Regions from separate parts of the Homo sapiens genome. Here regions 1 and 2 are each linked to region 3. Evidence: chromatin contacts called from ENCODE Hi-C or POLR2A ChIA-PET data. All regions are on one chromosome and are shown on one strand. The core of a region is the stretch at or near the end of the contact, and the rest is flanking DNA. Distances in the headings are between cores, read along the strand shown. Region 1 holds the start of PIK3CD-AS2 (PIK3CD antisense RNA 2). Region 2 holds the start of PIK3CD-AS1 (PIK3CD antisense RNA 1). Region 3 holds the start of CTNNBIP1-AS1 (CTNNBIP1 antisense RNA 1).

Region 1 (2,700 bases), core at 10-2,509, 160 kb after region 3:
TTTTTGAGACAGGGTCTTGCTCTGTTGCCCTGGCTGGGGTGCAGTGGTGCGATCATAGCTCACTGTAGCCTCTACCTCTCTGGCTCAATCGATCCTCTCACCCCAGCCTCCCGTGTAGCTGAGACCTCAAGTGCGCACCACCTCACTCAGCTAATTTTTTAAAATTTTTTGTAGAGGCGGGGGTCTAACTATGTTGCCTACGCTGGTCTCGAACTCCTGGGCTCAAGCCATCCTACCGCGTCAGCCTCCCAAAGTGCTCGGCCAGGCGCTCCAGTTTTTATCCAGGCATCTACACTGTAAGATAGATGTTGTTCTCCCTTGGTTGTAAGTGGGGAAGCCGAAGCTAGGCGGGCAGGGACTCTCACCCTCACGTACTCACACAAACACTGTCTGCACAGCCTCTTGGGCAGAGCTAGCGCTGGCACCAGTTTAGTTTGGTGCTGAAACCATACCCCTCTTGCTCTGCAAGAGCCCATCTCCCCTTAGAATATTCTTTCGGGTCCACAGCCCAAGACAAACCTTTGCCACAGGGGAACGCAGAGGAGGAAGCGGGGTGCGAGCACCAGAATCAGCCCTGGCGTGTCCCGCGGGGTGGTAGAAGGTGGTTTGAAGAACACTCCTTGGTGGTCCTAATTGCTGCACGTGAGGTCAAGGCAGGGCCGCCCATCCCAGGCAGATGAGCTCCAGGAGCCTTCCTCGTGCCTGAGAAGACGGCAAGGAGAAAACACTGCCGGCTGGAAGCCCTCGAGAATCTCGAAGAAGCCCAGAATGAAAGGACCAGGCGGCCGGGACTCGGAGCTCCCTAGCCAGGGCGCGCGCAGCCAGGCCTGACGCTTCCCTCCGCCCTCGGCGGCCTCTGCGTCCTCCCAGCACCCGGCAGCCTTGCCAGGGGTCCCGGATGCCCAGAGCACCCCCCAAGGAGGAGAGAGAAGAGAGGGAGTCCAGGATGAGAAGACGGGGGGCCAGGGTGGGAGGGGACACTCCTCTTCCCTGGCCGTCCCTAGAAGTCACACACAGACATTCACTCAAAAAGACACGCATGCAGATGCGCACACACAGACACAGGCGCAATCATGTAAACGGACACACAGAGACCACAGACGCTCGTGCTCATACACGCGCTCTCGCTCTTCACACCCTGCACCAGGTGGGCACTCACCCGCCCGCACCCTGGCTGTGCTTTCACAGATCCCGGGAGAGGGCGGAGCCCGGGCCGGGGGCTGGAGACCGCCCCCGGCCCCGCCCCCACGCCCTCCCATCTCTCCCTCCTTCCTGCCGTCCCCCGCCTGAGGGAGGGGAGCGGTGCAGCAGACATCCGAGGGCAGCTGGGACCCCCTGACTCAGCCGACGGGTGAGTCAGGCTCCCTGCAGGCCACACCGGACCCCCCCAGGGCGGGGATTTCCCCAAGATGAGAAATCAGCCACCGGAAGTCACGCCGGACCTTGGACGGGCAGACAGAGGCTGGGAGGAGTTCTGGGTGCAGAGCCCCCCAACCTGGTAAGTACAATGATCCCAGGGCTAGGACACCAACGAGATTTTCCAAAGGGCAGACGAGCTTCAGCGGTTCCTCCACCCCCATTCCCCACGTGTGGGAGCCCTCCTCCCTAGCGGCCCCGTCCTGCAATCGTCCCCCTGCGCGAAGACTTCCGTTTATCTCCAGCATGGATGGAGGGAAAGTCAAGCTCAAACACAAGGTCCCCATCAGCAATGGAACCCAATGATCCGCTGGGGGTTCAAATTGGGGGTGTCAGGCACGGGTGTCTCTGGAGCCCAGAGAAAAATCCAAGATTCTTTGAAATGGCAAAAGCCCCCAAAAGTGACTTTCTTGTATTGCCACGATGAACTGGAACTGCCCTGACAAACTCTAAAAAGATAGAGACCTTAATAAATTGTGTAGAGAAGAATTAAAAGAGTGAATACAGATGCATGGAAAATCTCTAGAACAGTGCCTGGCACTCATATTAAGTATTGGCTCTCACACATGGATAACAGACACAAGGAGACCAAGTGACTTGCCCCAGGTGGCACAACTAGTTAGTGGCAGAGATGGAGGAAAAACCAGTCTCTGATTCTTTGTTCACAGCTCAGGTACCTTCAGTCCTTTCTGAAATTAAGTGAGAGTATAAATAAAGTCATTTAGTGGATAAATGAATTTTACCACTGTTAAATATCAGAGTAGACCTGGCACAGTGGCTCACGCCTGTAGTCCCAGCACTTTGGGAGGCCAGGGCAGGAGGATCACTTGAGCCCAGGAGTTCAAGACCAGCCTGGGCCACACAGTGAGACCCCCGTCTCTATTTTAAAAAGAAAAGAAAAATCAGAGTAAATTAAGGCGGGCACGGTGGCTCACGCCTGTAATCTCAGCACTTTGCGAGGCCGAGGTGGGAGGATCATTTAAGGCCAGGAGTTTAAGAACAACCTGGGCAAAACAGTGAGACCTCGTCTCTACTAAAAAAAAAAAAAAAAGAAAATTAGCCTGGCATGGTGGCATTTGCCTGTAGTCCTAGCTACTTAGGAGGCCAAGGGAGAAGGATTGCTTGGCCCAGAAGTCTGCGGTGAGCTATGATGGAGCCAAGAAATTAGATTCCTGCTCCTCTACTTGCTACTAAAAGGGCCAATCCTCTTGTTAAATCCCAAAACATAAGGCAGGAAACCAAATGAGCCTCTGCTCCCACTCATTGGAGCCCTTGTTCCCTTCA
Region 2 (2,700 bases), core at 124-2,623, 190 kb after region 3:
CTGGGAGGCCAAGGTGGGCAGATCACCTAAGGTCAGGAGTTCGAGACCAGCCTGGCCAACATGGCAAAACACCGTCACTGCTAAAAATACTAAAAATAGCTGGCCATAGTGGCGCACATCTGTAATTCCAGCTACTCAGGAGGCTGAGGTGGGAGAATCGCTTGAACCTGGAGGCAGAGGTTGCAGTGGGCCGAGATCACACCATTGCACTCCAGCCTGGGCGACAAAGCGAGACTCCGTCTCAAAAAAAAAAAAAAAAAAGAAGAAAAAAGAAAGAAAGTAATAGGAAAAGGGACCCATTTCCAGGAGCCCTGACCCTTATCCGAGGTGGTAAGGTTGTGACTTCTGGGGAGGGAGGGGAGTTTCACGCATATCCAGCCAGTGCAGCTGGAAGGGGAACTTTCACAGGCCCTAGGGACTGTGCTGGCCCTCAGGGAGGGGAGAATGGCCGTTATTTTGGTAGGACCCACAGCAAGTCACAGTGTTTAGCTGCAATAAAAAAGGGGGGGGGGCGGGGGGTTCCTGGGTTTTTTATTTTTTCCATCTTGAAACTGGCAGCATTTCTGCTATGATTGCCGGGGATTTCCACCAACCAAACTAAAGACAACTCAGTCTTAGCGTTAACTGTAGGGAGAGAGGTGGCGTTTTGCCACCTTCGCTATTTATGAAACACTGTCACCGGTACCAAGATGACAATATTTTCCTCCCTTTCAAACAAGCCAGGCTCTGCCATCCTCCAGTGGATAGGGCCCTTCCTTGTCTCCTCCATCCCGGGGTACTGCTTCTAGACCATCTTCTCTAACAGCTTTGCTGAAAAACACACTTGTCCCCTGGGGAGTAGCTGAAGCCACCCTCCTGGCTGAAAGAGCTTTTTTTTCTTTTTTTTTTTTTTGAAATGTAGTCTCACTCTGTTGCCCAGGCTGGAGTGCAGTGGCACAATCTCAGCACACTGCAACCTCCACCTCCCGGATTGAAGCGATTCTCCTGCCTCCACCTCCCAAGTAGCTGGGATTACAGGTGCTCATCACCACGCCCAGCTAATTTTTTTTTTTTGCATTTTTCGTAGAGACAGATATTCACCATGTTGGCCAAGATGGTCTTGAACTCCTGACCTCAAGTGATCCGCCCACCTCGGCCTCCCAAAGTGCTGGAATTACAGGCGTGAGCCACCGCGCCCAGCCTGAAAGAGCCTTCTGAAGGTCCCACGTTAAGGAAACATTTGCTGGGGCCCCAAACCCCACCATCAGGCCCACACCGGCAGCTGGCCTCAGGGAGGGCGGGAACTGCTCTCTACACAAAAATGGTTTTGAAAATAACCCAGCCAAAGGGGAATTGCTTCATCCGTTGCACATTCACTTCTCCCTTTCACTGTGCAATTTAAGTAAAACAAGATGAAGCAGGAACCGACTCTCACCATCCCCACTCCCACCTCCATGAATTCCATCGGACAGTTGTGCGAAAGCGGGCTGGCTTTCGCACAACCATTGGTGGACTGTCTGTCCTGTAAGCCCCCCAGGGGCTGATGCCCTCCCAGTCTGCCTGCCCTGTTCTTAGCACAGCCCCTGGCACCCCGTGTGATCTCAGGAAACACTTGCTAAACATGGTATCGGAGGAGAAACGGAGCCCACAGCTTAGTGCAAAGACCTGGCGGCGTGGACTGAGGCTGCAGAAACGCAGAAACGCGCTTTTCCTGCCAGAAGGGGACATCTGCGTGGTCGGGAGTACCTCTGGGGCACGTGCCCTAATTCCAGAAACATCTAAGTGAGTAGTGTGGCCAATGTAGTCTGTTTCTGAACAGGGGCTGAAGGGCGGGGGAAGTGGGGCTCAGAAGGAGGCTAGCTTAGTTGTCTCTGGAGCAGGCAACTGGGTTGTTGTATTATGTTTCTCAGAGATGGGCTCTTGCTCTGTCACCCAGGCTGGAGCGCAGTGGCACTGTAATAGCTTACTGCAACCTTGAACTCCTGGCTTCAAGTGATCCTCCCGTCTGGGCCTCCCAAAGCACTGGGATGACAGGTATGAGCTACCGCTCTCAGCCACAACTGGGTTTTAAGAGCACTCCTCCAGCCCACTCCAGTGTCTTCCATCATTCTGTGAAAGCACCAAAAGAGGACCAAGCCCAGGAAGCCGCCAGCAGGCCTCTCACCAGCCAAGATGGCTGGAATCCTAATATCAAGAAATGAAACTCCAGCAGGCCATGGAAATGCTAAGGGGTTGGCATTTCTGCTCTAGAGAGAGCCAAAGAGAAAGCTCTATTTATATCTCCTTGCGTTTGGTCGCAGCCTCATCAACCAAAAGAACCTTCCGCCCCACTCAACACATCAATCAAATTGGGGAGGGGGTGTGAACAGCAGCAGCGGGTGTTACAGAGGAGTCTCAAGGGTATCTTAGAGGGTGCCTCTCTGAACAGTCGTCCCCTCCAAATCCCCCCCAAGAGAATTACTAGGACATTCTCCTTCCCCCGCAAGCAACGGCACCCCCAGATGATTAAACGCGCTGGCGTCGGAAAGAGCTGGGATCCTGGAGAAACTACTTGTAAACTGTGTGGGTTGGTGAGTTATTTAACTTTTCTGAGCCTTCGTTTCCTTAACTGTAAAATGAAGACAACACCACTCAGCTCCTACAGTTGTCCAGCTGAAATCACCTAGGTAAGAACGACCAGTTCTTTGGGGAGTAATGTCCCGATGGTACCATTCAATTGTC
Region 3 (2,700 bases), core at 72-2,571:
AGGGGAGGAGCTTCTCCCAGTGTGAGACCCCAAAGACTCTGGAGGTCATCTGGCGGAGGTCTCTGGGAGCCCAGAACCCACATAAAAGCCCCAGCTTGGCTCACAAGGCCCAGGAGACCTCCAGCTAAACACCAACCCCTGACCTACCCCAGCCAGGCTCCTACCTGTCTGCTGCCAGCACAGTAGGTCCCGGCCAGCTCTGGAGTTCTCTCATCGGAGGCCCATGCCCTCCACTCCACTGCCTTTGGAAGGGTCTCTCTCCAGGTCAGCCTGGAAGGGACAGTATCGTTTGTTTATGAAATGCCACTGGGACAGCTGGCTGGGCCTTCACCAAGCAAGTCCCTTCAGACTGGCCCTTAAGCCAAACTCAGGCCCAGAATTGCAGTTCAGAATGGCAGTCCTGGAGGCAGGGGGTGAGGGGCAGGTCTAGTGTTCCTGCACCAAACCTAAGTCCTTCCACCTGCCACCCCCTTCCCTGGGAGGGAGGTGGTCCTCCTATCTCCCTGGCTCACTGGCAGGTGTGGGATCTGGGGAGAGCGGCTGGAGAAAGATGCAGTCCTCAGGAAGGGGGCCGCCACCCTCCCCTATGCTGGTAGATGCTGAGGCCCCTAGGTGCCCAGGGCCAGTGGGACCCTCTCAGAACCAAATCTTTCCCCTTTCTCGGGGCTTGGGGCTCGGGCCGTAGGGGCTCCTGAGTGTCATGAAGTGCACAGGAGCCAAATGACCGAGCCCTGGAGAGCCCCATGGTGGGTAGGTGGTTCGTGCTGTGCTCTGGCACCATCAGCCTGTTCCAGAAGGAGGATTCGAGCATCAGGCTAAGACCCTGTGTCCTCCACCATGCACTCACCCCTAGCCCTGGTTAGCTGACAGTCAGCTGTGGGGAACACAGCTACAACCCTACCCTGGCAGGGACCTGAGAGCATCTCAGGAGGGGCAGCGCATGTGTGCATGTGCTGTGTGAGTGAGCACACCCGTGTGCACACTCATACACATGTGCACACACACGCACTCTCCCCGCTCAGGGGCCTGGAGGTCTGGCTGAGCCCCTGGGGAAAGGTGAGTTCTTTCATCTCCCTCCTCCAGGTCGGAGTGCCTGGAGTCAGGTGTCGAGGCCACATTGCTGGCTGCCCCCTCTTTGTAGCTCCTATAAAGGGCCCACACCTGGTGGATACCTGGTTGAGTGTGTGGTCTCTGCCCCAGCCTGTCCTTGTCACGATCACAGGCCTTGCTTTTGTAACAATGATGACCCCGGCCTGTCTCATCTTCTGAAGAGGAAAAGTCAAAGTGTTGCTGTGGCTCCATATTTCAACTAAAAATATATCTGTTGGAGAAAGAAATTAACAATAAAGAATTTTCATAGGTTCGTGTGTGAGCTGAGCTGGTTTCTCCCTCGGAATCAGGCGCTCTGACTGATTTCCCCACATCACGTGGGCTCTGCTGCTGCGGGGGCCCCTCCTTCCCAGGGAGGCGCAGCCAGGAAGGACAACACCAAGTTTGATAAGTGTCTGTGACCTGAGTTGAGCTCAGGGTTTGGAAGAATTTCTAGATCTACCCAGCCCAGCTCAAGGGTCGTTAAGAAGGTTGAACCTTCTTTTTGACCTGGAGATTCTAAACATCATTCCAGATTCAACTGAGATCAGTAAGCTTCAGAGGCAACCTCGTCTTCCACACCTATGAAAAGACACTAAGCACTCCGTAAGGATGTGGGGACCCCGCCATCCTAGGCACCCCAACATCCTGATGTGATGGCACCAGTTTTAAAATGCTTGTTACAGACACCCAAACAGAATATCTGTCCCTTCCACCATCCCAGAAGTGGAAGATATATTGGTTTTTAGCTGTATGTACAAGTTTGGAAGCTGAAATCATTTCTGCTTCAATAATTTTTGCTTCAGAAGCATTTTCTAGAAATTTTCATTTCCACCCTTCATAATCCCATTTTTGGGTCTTTTTTTTTTTTTTTCTGTTTACATAGTCTCACTGCTTCTATTTCCTTTTCAAAGAATTTCACTGGGTCCTAGAGGCTATGGAGTTTACAGAATATGAGTACAATGGCACAACCAACATCATTAAGTCTTTGTGTTGGGGGAGATACTGGGTCTTGTAGCAGCCCACGCAGTAGCTAGATGCACAAGCCCCTCTGAAACATTTCTGAAAAGACCTTGTCCAGGCTTTGCTTGAATACTCTCTCGAGTTGGGGAGCTCACTACCTCACAAGTTAGTCCAGACCATGTTCATGTAACCTATGCTTATCCTTACATTAAGTTGATCTGCCTCTTTCTGTAACTTCTTGTCCAGAAAGGAGTTTGCAGTCATTGAGAGAAAGACAGAGATTGCTGTGTTAACCAGAAGTTACATAGAGACACACATCCAAGGGTCCGTGGTAGGTAGATTATGTGCAGATTCCACCCCTTGCCCAGCGCTCTGAGTGACACTGTCAGCCTTGTAGTTAATCAGCTCTTCTAAGCTGAGCCACTGAGTAGTTCAAGGGACTGACCGGCTGGCCCTGGTCCCACCTGCCCAGCCCCCAGCAGAGAGCTTGGAAACCGGAGCCAAGCGGGGTCGTCCTCCTGGCGCTGTCTAACCTGTCTAAGCTGCCTAAACTGTCATGGGAAGTAGGCCACGTAAATGAGTCGGGGACACTTCAGCAGGCAAAGGAAAAACACTGGGGACAGCCTTGGGTCTTTCGGGGTCCGTCAG

Evidence for each region. Hi-C counts contacts between places; a loop is a spot of excess contacts on that map. ChIA-PET counts read pairs that join two places held with the same protein, here RNA polymerase II (POLR2A). Pooled maps may share reads with other maps.
Region 1: a pooled map shows a loop between it and region 3 (2.5-fold over the local background). The contact joins the promoter of PIK3CD-AS2 here to the promoter of CTNNBIP1-AS1 in region 3. A Hi-C loop is called at or near these places in 4 of 50 pooled maps. POLR2A ChIA-PET finds 5 or more read pairs at or near these places in 2 of 52 experiments (activated CD4-positive, alpha-beta T cell and activated naive CD4-positive, alpha-beta T cell).
Region 2: a loop to region 3 is called in a pooled map, with 2.3 times the contacts of the local background. The contact joins the promoter of PIK3CD-AS1 here to the promoter of CTNNBIP1-AS1 in region 3. A Hi-C loop is called at or near these places in 1 of 168 maps with a recorded cell type or tissue (naive thymus-derived CD4-positive, alpha-beta T cell), 1 of 37 single-sample maps with no recorded cell type and 6 of 50 pooled maps. POLR2A ChIA-PET finds 5 or more read pairs at or near these places in 3 of 52 experiments (B cell, Panc1 and activated CD4-positive, alpha-beta T cell).

The regions. Positions count from the first base shown.
Region 1 is chr1:9,686,133-9,688,832 of GRCh38, reverse strand. It overlaps PIK3CD-AS2 (PIK3CD antisense RNA 2), which reads left to right and starts at 1,259. Exons shown (of 2, transcript NR_126367.1): 1 at 1,259-1,498. All of the region lies in intron 1 of PIK3CD (phosphatidylinositol-4,5-bisphosphate 3-kinase catalytic subunit delta), which reads right to left. RefSeq lists silencers at 625-819, 1,145-1,284 and an enhancer at 1,335-1,504.
Region 2 is chr1:9,653,259-9,655,958 of GRCh38, reverse strand. It overlaps PIK3CD-AS1 (PIK3CD antisense RNA 1), which reads left to right and starts at 1,373. Exons shown (of 2, transcript NR_027045.1): 1 at 1,373-1,761; 2 at 1,916-2,700. All of the region lies in intron 1 of PIK3CD (phosphatidylinositol-4,5-bisphosphate 3-kinase catalytic subunit delta), which reads right to left. RefSeq lists an enhancer at 1,986-2,035.
Region 3 is chr1:9,846,939-9,849,638 of GRCh38, reverse strand. It overlaps CTNNBIP1-AS1 (CTNNBIP1 antisense RNA 1), which reads right to left and starts at 1,321. Exons shown (of 3, transcript NR_199045.1): 1 at 1,173-1,321; 2 at 165-270. CTNNBIP1 (catenin beta interacting protein 1) reads left to right here. Exons shown (of 6, transcript NM_020248.3): 6 at 1-1,363. RefSeq lists an enhancer at 821-1,322.